Regions from separate parts of the Homo sapiens genome. Here region 1 is linked to region 2. Evidence: chromatin loops called from intact Hi-C (ENCODE). Cell type or tissue: MCF 10A. All regions are shown on one strand.

The links. Hi-C counts contacts between places; a loop is a spot of excess contacts. Peaks named below come from ENCODE experiments on the same cell type or tissue, not always from the same donor. Only the 100,000 strongest peaks of a DNase experiment are listed, where the experiment ranks them.
Region 1: it touches region 2 in a loop (4-fold over the local background); 2 of 110 quality-filtered maps call a loop at or near these places.

Annotation. Positions count from the first base shown.
Region 1 is chr19:16,729,273-16,737,272 of GRCh38, reverse strand. It overlaps NWD1 (NACHT and WD repeat domain containing 1), which reads right to left. Exons shown (of 19, transcript NM_001007525.5): 3 at 5,995-6,081; 4 at 523-639. The coding sequence starts at 6,075. Among named protein-coding and RNA genes, the nearest start is that of NWD1, 13 kb to the right of the region's middle. In MCF 10A, no CTCF peak of the experiment used is centred here; a DNase peak (open chromatin) is centred at 3,132.
Region 2 is chr19:16,819,136-16,827,135 of GRCh38, reverse strand. LOC124904648 (a long non-coding RNA gene) reads left to right here and starts at 5,904. Exons shown (of 3, transcript XR_007067150.1): 1 at 5,904-5,945; 2 at 6,040-6,125. RefSeq lists an enhancer at 1,129-1,806. In MCF 10A, no CTCF peak of the experiment used is centred here; DNase peaks (open chromatin) are centred at 1,705 and 3,855.

The DNA.
Region 1 (8,000 bases), 90 kb after region 2:
AGAAAAAAGACTCAGGAATATCATTCAATTTTAATAGCCAAAACCATTAATTGTGGACTGGAGATTGATTTTTTGATAGAAGGGGTGCAATTGGAAGAGAGAGGGGAGAAGTCCCCACGACCTGAAACCAGTGGGCACATGGAGGAAAAAAAATATCCCAAGACCCTGTGGGTTTCCACCTTTTCCATGGCTTTCCAGGATCCCAAAGTTCTATAGACATAAAGTGGAGGGGGTGGGGAAGGTGGGAGAAAGTCCAGATCAAATTCCAAGATTCCTTCTGGCTTCAACATTCTACTCTCCAAGCCACCTGCTGCTTCCATTTGACTGCTAATGTCTGGATCCCATTCAGCTCTGCAGAAAGAGTTCTGTGATTGATTAGTAATGTCTGCCACAGGCAGGCCATAGGGATAAGGTACGAAAGCAGAAACGGTACCTACTTCCCTCTGCTGATCAGTTTGTCTAGAAAGCAGGGGGCATATCCTGGAGGAGTAAGAGCTAACCCATTCCTCCCAAGACACTCACAACAAAAGCTGGCCCTATGGATGTTTTCCAACACCGGTCAACCTCCTCCAAGCAGAGTTCTGTGGTCAAGTGGTCAGTGGCTTCAATGTTCCGAATACCCCACCTCAGATCAACGACCTGGGAAATAGAAACACAAGTTTGTCAGAGAGGTGGCATGACAGGTGATTTGTTTTTTCAATCCCTTTTGACAAAGCAGAAAGTTTCTTTCAAAAATTTTTGACAGCCTCTTCCTGTAGGGGGATGTCTGGATTAAAAGAACTTGAACCAAATTCATAACCTCAGTATAATCATGAGAAAAATAACAGACAGACCCAGACTAGAGGGAAGGGCGTTCTTCAAGATGCCCTGCCAGTCAAAGCCAAGCATGGTGGTGGGCACCTGTAGTCCCAGCTACTCGGGAGGCTGAGGTAGGAGGATCAATTGAGCCCACAAGGCAGAGGTTGCAGTGAGCTCTTATTGTACTACTGCATGCCAGCCTGGACAGCAGAGCCAGGCTCTGTCAAAAGAAAGAGAGAGAGGAAGGTAGGAAGGAAGGAAGGAAAGAAGGAAGGAAGGAAAGAAGGAAAGAAGGAAAGAAAAAGACTGCCAAGGTCATGAGAAATAAGGTGACTGAGAAATTGACACAGACCAGAGGAGACTAGGGCAATAAGACAACGAAATGCAATGGGGTACCCTGGATGGGGTTCTTCACCAGAAAAGACTTAGATAGAAGAGCTGGCAACATTTGAATAAAGTCAGGAGGTTAACAGTCATGTACCAATGTTGATTTATCTTTTTTTTTTTTTTTGAGTTGGAGTCCTGCTATGTCACCCAGGCTAGAGTGCAGTGGCGCAATCTTGTCTCACTGGAAAATCCTTCCTTCCTTCCTTCCTTCCTTCCTTCCTCCTTCCTTCCTTCCTTCCTTCCTTCCTTCCTTCCTTCTTTCCTTCCTTCCTTCCTTCCTTCCTTCCTTCCTTCCAGTGGCATGATCTTGGCTCATTGTAAATTTTGCCTAATGGGTTCAAGCGATTCTTATGCCTCAGTCTCCTGAGTAGCTGGAACTACAGGCGCACACCACCATGCCTGGCTAATTTTTTGTATTTTTAGTAGAGATAAGGTTTCACCATATTGGCCAGGCTGGTCTCGAACTCTTGACCTCAGGTGATCCACCCACCTCGGCTTCCCAAAATGCTGGGATTACAGGCATGAGCCACTGCCCCCAGACTGATTTCTTTCTTTCTTTCTTTCTTTTTTTTTTTGGTCAGGGGGACAGAGTCTTGCTCTGTCACCCAGGCTGGAGCTTAGTGGTGCACTCTCAGCTCACCACAACCTCCGCCTCCCGAGTTCAAGCAATTCTCCTGCCTCAGCCTCCCGAGTAGCTGGGATTACAGGCGTGCACCACCACGCCTGGCTAATTTTTTTGTATCTTTATTAGAGATAAAGTTTTGCTATGTTGGCCAGGCTGGTCTCAAACTCCTGATCTCAAGTGAACTGTCTGCCTCAGCCTCCCAAAATGTTAGGATTACAGGCACGAGCTACTGCACCTGTCCTCAAAGTTCATTTCATAGTTGTAACAACATAGTTGGTTGTGCTGTGGTTAGGTAAAACGTTAGGAGACACAGAGTGTGGGGTGTATGGGAACTCCGTACTGTCCATGCGTTTCCTGTAAGCCTAAATTCCAAATTCAGAAGTTTATTTATAAACATTTAGTCGGGCACGGTGGCATGTGCCTATAATCCCAGCTACTCTGGAGGCTGAAGCATGAGGATTGCTTGAACCCAGGAGTTCAAGACCAGGTTGGGCAATGTAGCAAGACCTCATCTCTAAAAAAATAAAAATTAAGAAATAAAAAAGCAAGTTAATTAAAATAAAAAAATTAGAACAGAGGCAGGGCAAAGTGGCTTACCCCTATAATCCCAGCACTATGGGAGGCTGAGGGAGGAGGATCTCTTGAGGCCGGGAGTTTGAGACCAGCCTGAACAATATAGGGAGACATTGTGTCTACAATAAATAAATAAATAAATAAATAAATAAATAGCCAGGTGTAGTGGTGTGTGCCTGTAGTCTCAGATACTTGAGAGGCTGAGACAGGAGGATCACCTGAGCCCAGAAAGCTGCAGTGAGCTGTGATTGCATGCCTGCACTCCAGCCTGGGTGACAGAGCGACACCCTGTTGCAAGAAAAACAGAAAAAGAAAAAAGAAAAAAAAAAAGAAAGAAAATCTTTTTTTTTTTTTTGAGATGGAGTCTTGCTCTATCACCCAGGCTGGAGTGCAGTGGCGCAATCTTGGCTCACTGCAAGCTCCGCCTCCCGGGTTCACGCCATTCTCCTGCCTCAGCCTCCGGAGTAGCTGGGACTACATGCCCGGCTAATTTTTTGCATTTTTTAGTAGAGATGGGGTTTCACCGTGTTAGCCAGGATGGTCTCAATCTCCTGACCTCGTGATCTGCCTGTCTCGGCCTCCCAGAGTGCTGGGATTACAGGCATGAGCCACCTCGCCCTGACAGAAAAGCTTTTTTAAAAAAGGAACTTGGCCATTTTCAAACTGTTGCTTTGAAAGCAAGGACGTGTCCACACTTGTTCACAAAGCTTTCCTTGCAAAGGAGGGTGTTTAGTTTGGCCAGCACTGGACGTACCAAGGTCTCCTTGGCAACCGCACGCTTGCAGTTCATTTGTGCCTGCTCGCCATGGGGAGGCTGGGCAGAACAGCTCAGTTCAGGTAGGCAAAGCTGACCCTGTGGAAGGCTGGGGTGACAGGGAGACAAAGACAACTCGGAACAGTCCCTGCCTCCCTGAATTCTTTAGCACCGAGAGAAAGACACATAGATTCTTAAGACAAGTGGTGAGAGGCCAGCAGTACTCAATGTGACTGGAGGAAGAAAGGGGGAGGAACAATGAGTTAGAGGAGCAGGAAAGGAAAAGGGGTCAGGAGCCAGCCTCTGGAAGGAGCTTGTGCTTCTGGAGGGACCGCCGTCTCCCGATGTGCGTGTGGAGGATGTTGACAGCATCCGCGTCAGAGGACGGGCATGGGCATTAAACAGAAAAGCTTGACCATTTCATCAGCTCTCAGTGCTGATGCTTCCATAGTGCCTTTGACATTGAACTATGTCTCATGATCAATGGTGGGCAGAGTGGAATTTCCAGCACTGCTTCTTTCTTAGTAATAAATATACAAACCATAACGATCATGCATCTTTTTCCTTTTCTTTTCTTTTTTACCCAAAGAGCCACTTGATTTTTTTTTTTTTTTTGAGACAGAATCTCATTCTGTTGCCTAGGCTGGAGTGCAGTGGCGTTATCTCGGCTCACTGCAACCACCACCTCCCAGGTTCAAGCAATTCTCCTGCCCCAGCCTCCCGAGTAGCTGGGATTACAGGTGCGTGTCACCACATCTGGGTAATTTTTGTATTTTTAGTAGAGAGGGGGTTTCACCATGTTGGCCAGGCTGGTCTCGAACTCCTGGCCTCAGGTGATCTACCCGCCTTGGCCTCCCAAAGTGCTGGGATTACAGGCATGAGCCACTTCGCCCGGCCCAGATTTTTTTTTTTTTAAAGACAGCATCCCAATCTGGCACCCAGGCTAGAGTGCAGTGGCTCCATCACAGCTCACTGCAGCCTCAAACTCCTGGGTTCAAGTGATCCTCCCACCTCAGCCTCCCCAGTAGCTGGGACTACAGGTGGGCGTCACCACACCCAGCTCATTTTTTTAATTTTATAGAGACGGGATCTTGTTATATTACCCAGACCGGTATCAAACTCCTGGCCTCCAGCAATCCTCCTGCCTTGGCCTCCCAAAGCACTGGGAATACAGGTGTTAGCCACTGTGCCCGGCCTCATCTTTTAACCAAATGGGACTTTGGTGCAATGAATCATTCTCATAAGCAGCAAGGAGGCAGCCCTCAAGTTAAGCTGAGACTCCAAAGATGTTCATCAGTTTCCACAGGGAAATGTGCAGGCAGAAACATCCCCGGTTAGCCAGGGATAGCGCTGCATGTCTGTAGTTTCAGCTCCTCAGAAGGCTGAGACAGGAGGATCCCTTGAGCCCAGAAGCTCAAGGTTGCAGTGAGCTGTGAGATCACACCACTGCACTTTTTCACTTTTTCTTTTTTTTTTTTTTTGAGATGAAGTCTTGCTCTGTCATCCACTGGACCTCATCTGAAAAAAAAAAAAAAATTCCCTAGCCAGGGATTGGTACAAGGAGACAGCATTAGGGGCTCCTACTGTTTTGGGACTGTGCCAAACAGGTACACCATCAGCGTTCTAGAAAAAGGCATGTCCAACCTCCATGCCCATCCCCCATATCGCAAAGCCCTCTTATACTCCTCCTGAAGCCCAGTACGAAGAGGGCCAGGAAGCTCTGAAGGCAAGACAAAAACAGCAGCAACAACAACAGACAGTTAAATGACATGTCCAAGGTCACACTGCAAGGGACACAGCGATGAATCTGTGTTCAAAAGCATTCACTCCTACTCACTTTTCTACACCACCTGCCATGCTAACCAAGCACGGTGCACATGGCTGTAACCCCTCCATCTGCCTTTTTTTTTTTTTTTTTTGAGACGGAGTCTCACTCTGTCACCCAGGCTGGAGTACAGTGGCTTGATCTCAGCTCACTGCAATCTCTGCTTCCCAAGTTCTGGCGATTCTCCTGCCTCAGCCTCCTGAGTAGCTGGGACTACAGGCATGAGCCACCACGCCCGGCTAATTTTTATATTTTTAGTAGAGACAGAGTTTCATCATGTTGCCTAGGCTAGTCTCGAGTTTCTGACCTCAAGCGATCTGCCCGCCTTTGCCTCCCAAAGTGCTGGGATTACAGGTGTCAGCCACCGCGCCCAGTCCCACCTGCCTTTTTATAGTCCCAAGGATTTTTATCTCCAGGGCCAGATCTCCAGGACCAACTACAGAATCTACGGGGCTCGGTGCAAAAAGAACATGTGGGACCTTTGTTTAAAAATCACTGTGAATTTTAAAACTCAACAGTAAAGCATTAAAAGAGTATGGATAGAGGGGCGTGGTGGCGGGCACCTGTAATCCCAGCTACTCAGGAGGCTGAGGCGAGAGAATCGCTTGAACCCTGGAGGCCAAGGTTGCAGTGAGCTGAGATTGCACCATTGCACTCCAGCCTGGGTGGCAGAGCGAGACTCTGTCTCAAAAAAAAAAAAGCATGGGGCTGGGCTCAGTGGCTCACGCCTGTAATCCCAGCATTTTGGGAGGCCGAGGCGGGCAGATCACAAGGTCAAGAGATCAAGACCATCCTGGCCAACATGGTGAAACCCCGTCTCTACTAAAAATACAAAAATTAGCTGGGCGTGGTGGCGCACGCCTGTAGTCCCAGCTACTCAGGAGGCTGAGGCAGGAGAATCGCTTGAACCCGGGAGGCAGAGGTTGCAGTGAGCCGAGATCGCACCACTGCACTCCAGCCTGGCGACAGAGCAAGAACTACGTGTCAAAAAAAAATAAAAAAAGCATGGAGCCCGGAGTGACTTCCAGTTACCTCAAACATCAAGCCGTGCCTCTGGCAGAAGGTCTGGCACTTCAGGGTAGGCAGTGCTCTGCAGGGCTTCCCTCTCTGCATCCATATCTGCAAGGAAGGGCATGGAGGGTATTAGTGGAAAGGACTCAGAACTCTTCCCAGCCTCATAGCTCTGCTTTTATTTTATTGATTTACTTTTGTCTTTTTTCCCCTTTTTTGTGGAGAATGGGATCTCGCTATGTTGCCCAGGCTGGTCTCGAGTTCCTGGCCTCAAGAGATTCTCTCTCCTCTGCCTCCCAAAGTGTTGGGATTACAGGCGTGAGCCACTGCGCCTGGCCTGCGGCTAAAGCCTCATCTGCTGCCACCATCTCAAAAAAAAAAAAAAAAAGAAAGAAAGAAAAATAAAAAAAATCGCAATAGGCAGTTATTTTATTTATTTTGTGGAGTCTCCTTATGTTTCCTAGGCTGGTCTTGAACTCCTGGACTCAAGCCATCTTCCCACCTCAGCCTCCCAAAGTGTTGGGATTACAGACATGAGCCACCATACCCAGCCCTGTATATATTTTTAAAAAAATGTTTTTTAAGGGACAGGTCTCACTCCATCACCCAGGCTGGAGGGCAGTGGTGCAATCATAGCTCACTGTAACCTCAAACTCCTAGCATCAGTCAATCCTCCCACCTCAGCCTCCTGAGTAGCTGGGATTATAGAGGGGCACCACCACAGCCATATATATTTTTTTAAATTTTTTGTAGAGAAGGAGTCTCACTATGTTTTCTAGGCTGGCCTCAGACTCCTAGGCTCAAGCAATCCAATTGCTTTGGCCTCTCAAAGCACTGGGATTACAGGAGTGAGCCACTGTGACCAGTGGATTATATCTTGTTTGCCATTGTACCCCTTATGCTTAACCAAGGGGCACAATAAATAAATACATAAATAGATTTTGGGTTTTTTTTTTGTTTTTTTGTTAGTTTGTTTTTTGAGACGAAGTCTTACTCTGTCACCAGGCTGGAGTGCAGTGGCGTGATCTCAGCTCACTGCAACCTCTGCCTCCTGGGTTCAAGCAATTCCCCTGCCTCAGCCTCCCAAGTAGCTGGGATTACAGGCGTGCACCACCACACCTGGCTAATTTTTTGTGTTTTAGTAGAGATGGGGTTTCATCATGTTGGCCAGGATGGTTTCAATCTCCTGACCTTGTGATCTGCCCACCTCGGCCTCCCAAAGTGCTGGGATCACAGGCGTGAGCCACTGCGCCCGGCCCATAAATAGTTTTAAAAAGTACTTGCAGTTTGTGAAGAGTGCTATTGAAAACACACGGGTGGGCTGGGCTAGAGAATAACAGGGACAAATCTTTCTTTCTTTTCCTTCTTTCCTTCCTTCCTTCCTTCCTTCCTTCTCTCTCTCTTTCTTTTCTTTTCTCTTTTTTTATTTTTTGAGACAGAGTCTCGCTCTGTGCCCAGGCTTGAATGCAGTGGCACAATCTCGGCTCACTGCAACCTCCGCCTACCAGATTCAAGGGATTCTCCTGCCTCAGCCTCCTGAGTAGCTGGGATTACAGGCGCACACCACCACACTGGGCTAATTTTTGTATTTTTAGTAGAGACGGGGTTTCACCATGTTGGCCACGCTGGTCTCAAACTCCTCACCTCAGGTGCCTCGGCCCCCTAAAGTACCGGGATTACAGGTGTGAGCCACTGCACCCAGCCTATTTTTTTTTTTTTTTTACTTTTTGTAAAGATGGGGCCTCGCCATGTTGCTCAGGCTGGTCTTGAACTCCTGAGCTCAAGCAATCTGCCCACTTCAGAGGGACAAATCTACTTTACATCGAGGGGCAGAGAAGGGCTCCCTGAAGACGGGGTGTTTGCACTGAGACCCAAAGGATCAGAATAAGAAGGAGAAGAGGGAACCGTGAGAGTGATAGTCCTGATATGGGCCCCAGGGCCTTGTGGGTTCCCGGATCTATGGATTCTGGTGTGGATATGACAGGTAGACAAGGGAGTGACCACATGAGATAAGGTTGGGGAGGTGA
Region 2 (8,000 bases):
ACAAATACTTTAAAGAGAAGGTATACATGTAACAGTTCCTAAATTTCTGTTGCTATGACTGTGTAACAAATGAGCCCTTGACAATCCCAGCACTTTGGGAGGCCAAGGTGGGGGCATGCATTGAGGCCAGGAGTTTGAGACCAGCCCAGGCAACATAGCAAGATCCCATCTGTACAAAAACATTAAAAAGAAAGAAAAATGGAGAGAAAAAATAAAAACATTGTAAGGTCTGGGCTTTCTGTAAAAGAAAATAAAAAGCAGCTCAAGACTTAGAAGCTTCAAATGACAACAACATTCACGGGGCAAGTGGCTCATGGCTGTAATCCCAGCACTTTGGGAGGCAGAGGTGGGTGGATCACATGAGGCCAGGAGTTCAAGACCAGCCTGGACAAGATGGTGAAATCCCATCTCTACTAAAAATACAATAATTAGCCAGGTGTGGTGGCACACACCTGTAATCCCAGCTACTTGGGAGGTTGAGGCATGAGTATCGCTTGAACCCAGAAGGTGGAGGTTGCAATGAGCTGAGATTGCGCCACTGCACTCCAGCCTGGGGAACAGAGCAAGAGCAAGACCCTGTCTTGAAAAAAAAAAAAAAAGAAAGAAAAGAGACATTCATTTTACTCTTCAATCTGCAATTTGGGCAGGCTTGGGAGGAATAACTCAACCTTGGCATCAGCTGGGTGGCTCAAAGTCTGGGGGCTGGAATCACCTGAATGTTTGCTCACACATATGTATGTCAGTTGCTACAGGCTACAGGCCGAGACCCTCGCTGGGGCCGTTGCTTGGAATACCTACATGTGGTCTCCTTGCAGCCTGAGCTTCTTCACAACTACCGTTCTAAGAACAAGTGAGCGTGTGAGCCAGGTGGGAATCATATCATCTTTTCTTTTTCTTCTTCCTCTTCCTCTTCTTCTTCCTCTTCTCCTTCTCCTTCTTCTTCTTCCGGAGATGGCAGGGGTTGGGGTGGGACTCAGGGTCTCAGGCTGGCCCAGGCTGGCCTCAAACTCCTGGACTCAAAGGATCCTCCCACGTCAATCTGTTGAGTAGCTGGGACTACAGGCATGCATCACTGCACCCAGCTCCCATATTACCTTTTCTCACCCAGACTCGGAAGTCACGCAGAATCATTTCCATTGCATTCTTTCCATACAGGCTGTTACAAAGTTTTTCCTAAATTCAAGAGGAGGGCAAATGGCCAAGAGTATCATGTGGGACAGGAAATATGTTGTGGCTATTTTTGGAAAATACCACCTGTTACCTAGGGAAACCTAACCCAGTCTTGCAGGAGATGAGGGAGGCTTCCCAGAGGAGGTGGCATTCTAGCTGAGATCTGAAGAATGCGTAGGCATTCATCATGAGAAAAATCACGAACAGCTGTGATTTTTGAGGTGGGAGACAGCATGGTACATTTCAAGAGTTTTTTTTTTTTTAAGACGAGTTTCCCAGGCTGCAGAGAGGGAGGGGAAGAAAGAGAGTACAAGATAATCCCGGAGCAGCCAGAGGAGCGGAACACACAGCACCTTATGCACTGAGTTCAGGCTTTAGCATTCACGCTGGTGGAAACCATCCAAGGGCTTTGAGCGGAGGAGCTGCAAGTTCAGGTTTGCATTTGAAAGTGATCACTCTGGCTGCTCTGCAGGAAAGTGATTGGAGCGGAGCCAGGGAGGGTGGAGGGAGGCTGTTTCATCATTTAGGCAAAGGACGATGGTGGCTTAGACCAGGATGGGAGCAGTGGAAGTAGAGAGCGGTGGGTGGAAGGGAGTGGTATTTAGAAAGTAAAGCATGGAAGATTTGTGGCTCCCAGCCAGGAAGAGCAGCGAAGGCAGACTGAACACTCTGTGGCCACCAGATGTCTGGACAGTCCGTTTCTTACCAAAGCCTCCCAGTGTTACAGGAAATGGGTCCCGATCCAGACCCCCCAGAGAGGGTTTTTGGATTTCACGCAAGAAAGAATTCAGGGAGAGTCTGTAAAGTGAAAGCAAGTTTATAAGGAAAATAAAGGAACAAAGAATGGCTACTCCACAGACAGAGCAGCCCCGAGGGCCGCTTATTCCCCATTTTTATGATTTATTTCTTGATGATATGCTAAACAAGGGGTGGATTATTCATGCCTCCTCTTTTTAGACCATAGAGGGTAACTTCCTGACGTTGCCATGGCATTTCTAAACTGTCTTGGCGCTGGTGGGAGTGTAGCAGTGAGGACCACCAGAGGTCATTTTGATTTGGGTAGATTTTGGCCGGCTTCTTTACTGCAACCTGTTTTATCAGCAAGGTCTTTATGACCCGTATGTTGTGCTGACCTCCTATCTCATCCTGTGACTAAGAATGCTTTAACCATCTGGGAATGCAGTGCAGTAGGTCTTAGTCTTATTTTACCCAGCCCCTATTCAAGTCGGGGTTCCTCTGGTTCAAACACCTCTGACACTGTTACGGGAAAGGGGTCCCAATCCAGACCCCAAGAGAGGGTTCTTGGATCTCACGCAAGAAAGAATTCAGGGCCAGTCCATACAGTAAACTGAAAGTAAGTTTATTAGGAAAGTAAAGGACTAAAGAATGGCTACTCCATAGACAGAGCAGCCCCCAGGGCTGCTGGTTGCCCTTTTTCTTAGACAGAGTCTCGTTCTGTCGCCCAGGCTGGAGTGCAGTGGCGCCATCGTGGCTCACTGCAAGCTCCGCCTCCCAGGTTCATGCCATTCTCCTGCCTCAGCCTCCCGAGTAGCTGGGACTACAGGCGCCTGCCACCACACCTGGCTAATTTTTTTTGTATTTTTAGTAGAGATGGGGTTTCACCATGTTAGCCAGGATGGTCTTGATCTCCTGACCTCGTGATCCGCCCACCTTGGCCTCCCAAAATGCTGGGATTACAGGTGTGAGCCACAGCGCCTGGCCGCCCATTTTAATGGTTATTTCCTTTTGAGACGAAGTCTTACTCTGTCGCCCAGGCTAGAGTGCAGTGGCGCGATTGCAGCTCACTGCAACCTCTGCCTTCCAGGTTCAAGCGATTCTCCTACCTCAGCCTCCCAAGTAGCTGGGATTACAGGTGCGTGCCACCACGCCTGGCTAATTTTTGTATTTTTAGTATTAGAGACGGGGGTCTTATCATGTTGGCCAGGCTGGTCTCAAACTCCTGACCTCAAATGATCTATCCACCAAAGCCTCCCAAAGTATTGGGATTACAGGCATGAGCCACCGCGCCTGGCCAGTTATTTCTTGATGATACGCTAATCAAGGGGTGGATTATTTATGCCTCCCCTTTTTAGACCATATAGGGTAACTTCCTGATGTTGCCATGGCATTTGTAAACTGTCATGGCACCGGTAGGAGTACAGCAGTGAGGACAACCAGAGGCCACTCTTGTCTCCATCTTGGTTTTGGCTGGCTTCTTTACTGCAGGCTATTTTATCAGCTAGGTTTTTTTTGTTTGTTTGTTTTTGTTTGTTTTAGACGAAGTTTCACTCTTGTTATTCAGGCTGGAGTGCAATGGCGCAATCTTGGCTCACTGTAACCTCCACCTCCCAGTTCAAGTGATTCTCCTGCCTCAGCCTCCCGAATAGCTGAGATTACAGGTGCGCACCACCAGGCCCGGCTAATTTTGCATTTTTAGTAGAGACGAGGTTTCTCCATGTTGGTCAGGCTGGTTTCAAACTCCCGACCTCAGGTGATCCACCCACCTCAGCCTCCCAAAGTGCTGGGATTACAGGCATGAGCCACCGCGCCAGGCCAGTAAGGTCTTTATGACCCGTATCTTGTGCTGACCTCCTAACTCATCCTGTGACTTAGAATGACCTAACCATCTGGGAATGCAGCCCAGTAGGTCTCAGCCTTATTTTACCCAGCCCCTATTCAAGATGTTGTTGCTCTGGTTCAAATGCCTCTGACATCAGCAACCTATTAGTCATCGTCCTTGAGGGCCAACAGAGTTGTCCCACAGTGTGCCCCTCCCCACAGGGAGTGTGGCTTCTACTCAAATTTGTTTTCTCTCAAATGATCAGCAAAGGCCCTCTTTCATTTGGGGAAGAGGAAACTGTTACCGAAAAGGGGTCTTCATCCAGACCCCAAGAGAGAGTTCTTGGATCTCATGCAAGAAAGAATTCTGGACAAGTCCATAAAGTAAGTTTAAGAAAGTAAAGGAGGCCAGGTGGCTCACGCCTGTAATCCCAGCACTTTGGGAGACGAAGGCAGACAGATCGCTTTTTCTCTACAAAAAACAAACAAACAAACAAAACAAAACAAAAAATTAGCCTGGCGTGGTGGTGCACGTCTGCAGTCCCAGCTATTTGGGAGGCTGAGGCAGGAGAATTGCTTGAGTCCAAGAAGTCAAGGCTGCAGTGAGCCATGGTCGTGTCACTGCTCTCCAGCCTGGGAAACAGAGCAAGATCCTGTCTCAAAAAAAAAGAAAAAAGGCTAGGTGCAGTGGCTCATGCCTGTAATTCCAACACTTTGGGAGACCGAGGAAGGCAGATCACCTGAGTTCAGGAGTTCGAGACCAGCCTGGTCAAGATGGTGAAACCCTGTCTCAACTAAAAATACAAAAATTAGCTGGGCATGGTGGTGGACGCCTGTAATCCCAGCTACTCGGGAGGCTGAGGCAGGAGAATCACTTGAACCTGGGAGGCGGAGGTTGCAGTGAGCCGAGATCGCACCATTGCGCTCTAGCCTGGGTGACCAGAGCAAAACTGCATCTCAAAAAATAAAAATAAATTTTAAAAATGAAGAAAAAGAAAGTAAAGGAATAAAAGAATGGCTACTCCACAGGCAGAGCAGTGATATGGGCTGCTCGATTGCATATACTTACAGTTATTTCTTGATTATAGGTTAAACAAGGGATGGATTACTCATGAGTTTTCTGAGAAAAGGGGCGAAGATTTCCCAGAACTTAGGGGTCCCTACCCTTTTAGAACCTATAGGGTAACTTCTGGAAGTTGCCATGGCATTTGTAACTGTCATGGCGCTGGTGGGAGTGTCTCTTAGCATGCTAATGTATTATAATTAGTGTATAATGAGCAGTGAGGACAACCAGAGGTCACTTTCACACCATGCTGATAAAACCCTGCATCCTGGCCCGGCACGGTGGCTCACGCCTGTAATCCCAGCCCTTTGGGAGGCCAAGGTGGGCGAATCACCTGAGGTCAGGAGTTCGAGGCCAGCCTGGCCAACATGGTGAAACCCCCATCTTTACTCAAAAAAAAAAAAAAAAATTAGCCAGGCGTGGTGGCGGGCGCCTGTAATCCCAGCTACTCAGGAGGCTGAGGCAGGAGAATCGCTTGAACCCAGGAGGTGGAGGTTTCAGTGAGCCAAGACCATGCCACTGCACTCCAGCCTGGGTGACAGAGCAAGACTCTGTCTCAAAAACAACAACAACAACAACAACAACAAAAACCCTGCATGGGCCGGGCGCAGTGGCTCACGCCTGTAATCCCAGCACTTTGGGAGGCCGAGGCAGGTGGATCACCCGAGGTCAGGAGTTCGAGACCAGCCTGATAAATATGATGAAACTCCGTCTCTACTAAAAATACAAAAATTAGCCAGGCATGGTAGCATGTGCCTATAATACCAGCTACTCAGGAGGCTGAGACAGGGGAATCTCTTGAACCCAGGAGGCAGAGTTTGCAGTGAGCCAAGATCGCGCCATTCATTGCACTCTAGCCTGGGCAACAAGAGCGAAACTCTGTCTCAAACAAAAACAAAAACAAACAAACAAACAATGCCCCCCGACCCCCACCCCGCCCCAGAATCCTGTTTTATCAGCAGGGTCTTTGTGACCTGGGTCTTCCGTCCACCTCCTACCTCACCCTGTGGCTTAGAATGCCTAACCTCCCGGGAATGCAGCCCTGCAGGTCTCAGCCTCATTTTACCCAGCCCCTATTCTAGATGGAGTAAGCTTGTTTCAAACGCCTCTGACAAAACCACAAGCCAGTTCCATCTGGGGCATGTGTGTACATGTATGTATGTGCACACATGTGTATATTTATCATGAGGACAATAGTACAAAGACATCTTTTAATTTTATTTCCATTTATTTATTTTCTGAAACAGGTACTCGCTCTGTTGCCCAGGCTGGAGTGCAATGGTGCAATCACAGCTCACTGCAGCCTTGACCTCCTGAGTAGCCAGGACTACAGGTACGTGCCACCATGCCTGGCTAATTTTTTATTTTTATTTTTTTTACAGACAGGGTCTCACTAAGTTGCCTAGGCTGGATATTCTTATTTTTATCAAACATAAAAAGGTGCTACTGGGCCAGGTGCAGTGGCTCAAACCTGTAATCCCAGCACTTTGAGAGGCAGGCGGATCACTTGAGGCCAGGAGTTTGAGACCAGCCTGGGCAACACAGCAAGACCTCATCTCTAAAAAAATTTTTTTTGTTTTTTGAGACAGAGTCTCACTCTGTCACCAGGCTAGAGTGCAGTGGCATGATGTTGGCTCACAGCAACCTCCATCTCCTGGGTTCAACTGATTCTCCTGCCTCAGCCTCCTGAGTAGCTGAGACTACAGGCGCGCACCACCATGCCCAGCTAATTTTTTGCATTTTTAGTAGAGACAGGGTTTCACCATGTTGGCCAGGATGGTCTGTATCTCTTGACCTCATGATCTGCCAGCCTGGGCCTTCCAAAGTGCTGGGATTACAGGTGTGAACCACTGCACCTGGCCAAAAAAAAATTTTTTTAAAAGACAATCTGAGTCTGAGTCTGAGTCTGAGTTTGAGGTCAGAGATGAAGCATCAGAGAAATACAATGCTGCTGGCCTTGAAGAAGGAAGCAGCTGTTTTGCAAACTGCCTATGGAGAGGGGCAGCTGAGGTCTCCACTCCTATAGCTTTGAAGGGCTTAATTCTGCCAAGAATCTGAAGGAGCTTGGATGAAGACCCTGAGGCTCTCAATGAGAGCCCAGTCCGGCTGACACCTTGTGAGATCCTGAACAAAGAATCCAGTCATGCCATGCCCAGACTCCTGACTTGCAGAAATTGTAAGATAAGAAGTGGATGTTATTTTAAGCTTCTAACTTTGCAATAATTTACTAAGTAGTGATGGAGAATGGACACACCTATGAAGTATACTTGTCAAAAATGTCTATCCTGGGCCAGTTGCAGTGGCTCATGCCTGTCATCCCAGCACTTTGGGAGGCCAAGTCGGGTGGATCACTTGAGGCCAGGAGTTTCAGACCAGCCTGGCCAAAATGGCAAAACCCTGTCTCTACTAAAAATACAAAAATTAGCCTGGTGTGGTGGCGTACACCTGTAATTCCAGCTACTTGGGAGGCTGAGGCAGGAGAACGGCTTGAACCCGGGAGGCGGAGGTTGCAGTGAGCCGAGATCGCACCATTGCACTCCAGCCTGGGCAACAAGAGCAAAACTCCGTCTCAAAAAAAAAAAATTGTCTCTCCTCTGATAAGGAAGTGTCAATGCGAGTTCATCCATTGTAACAAATGCACCGCTCTGCGTTTGTTAGAGTGAGGGATGTTGATGGAGGAGGCTGTGCATGAGGGGTGCATAGGGTAGATGGGAAATCTCTGCACCTTCCACTTAATTTTGCTGTGAACCTAAAACTACTCTAAAAAAAGAAAGCCTATATAAAAGATGTTTACCCTAAATTTAGCCAAGCTTTAAGACCAAGGGTAGGCATATATACATAAGTATATGTGTGTGTGTGTGTATGTATATATGTGCATATACACATATGTATATACATATGTGTGTGTATATATACATATATACATATGTATGTGTATATATACATATATACATATGTATGTGTGTATATACACACATATATACGTATATATGTATATGTGTATATATATGTGTATATATGTGTGTGTATATATGTGTATATATGTGCATGTATATATATAGACACGTATATATTTGGTAAATATATATATATATTTTGGTAAAGGGCCAGATTAGAAATATTTCTGATGGCCAGGCGCCATGTAATCCCAGCACACTGGGGGGATCGCTTGAGCCCAAGAGTTGGAGACCAGCCTGGGCAATATAGT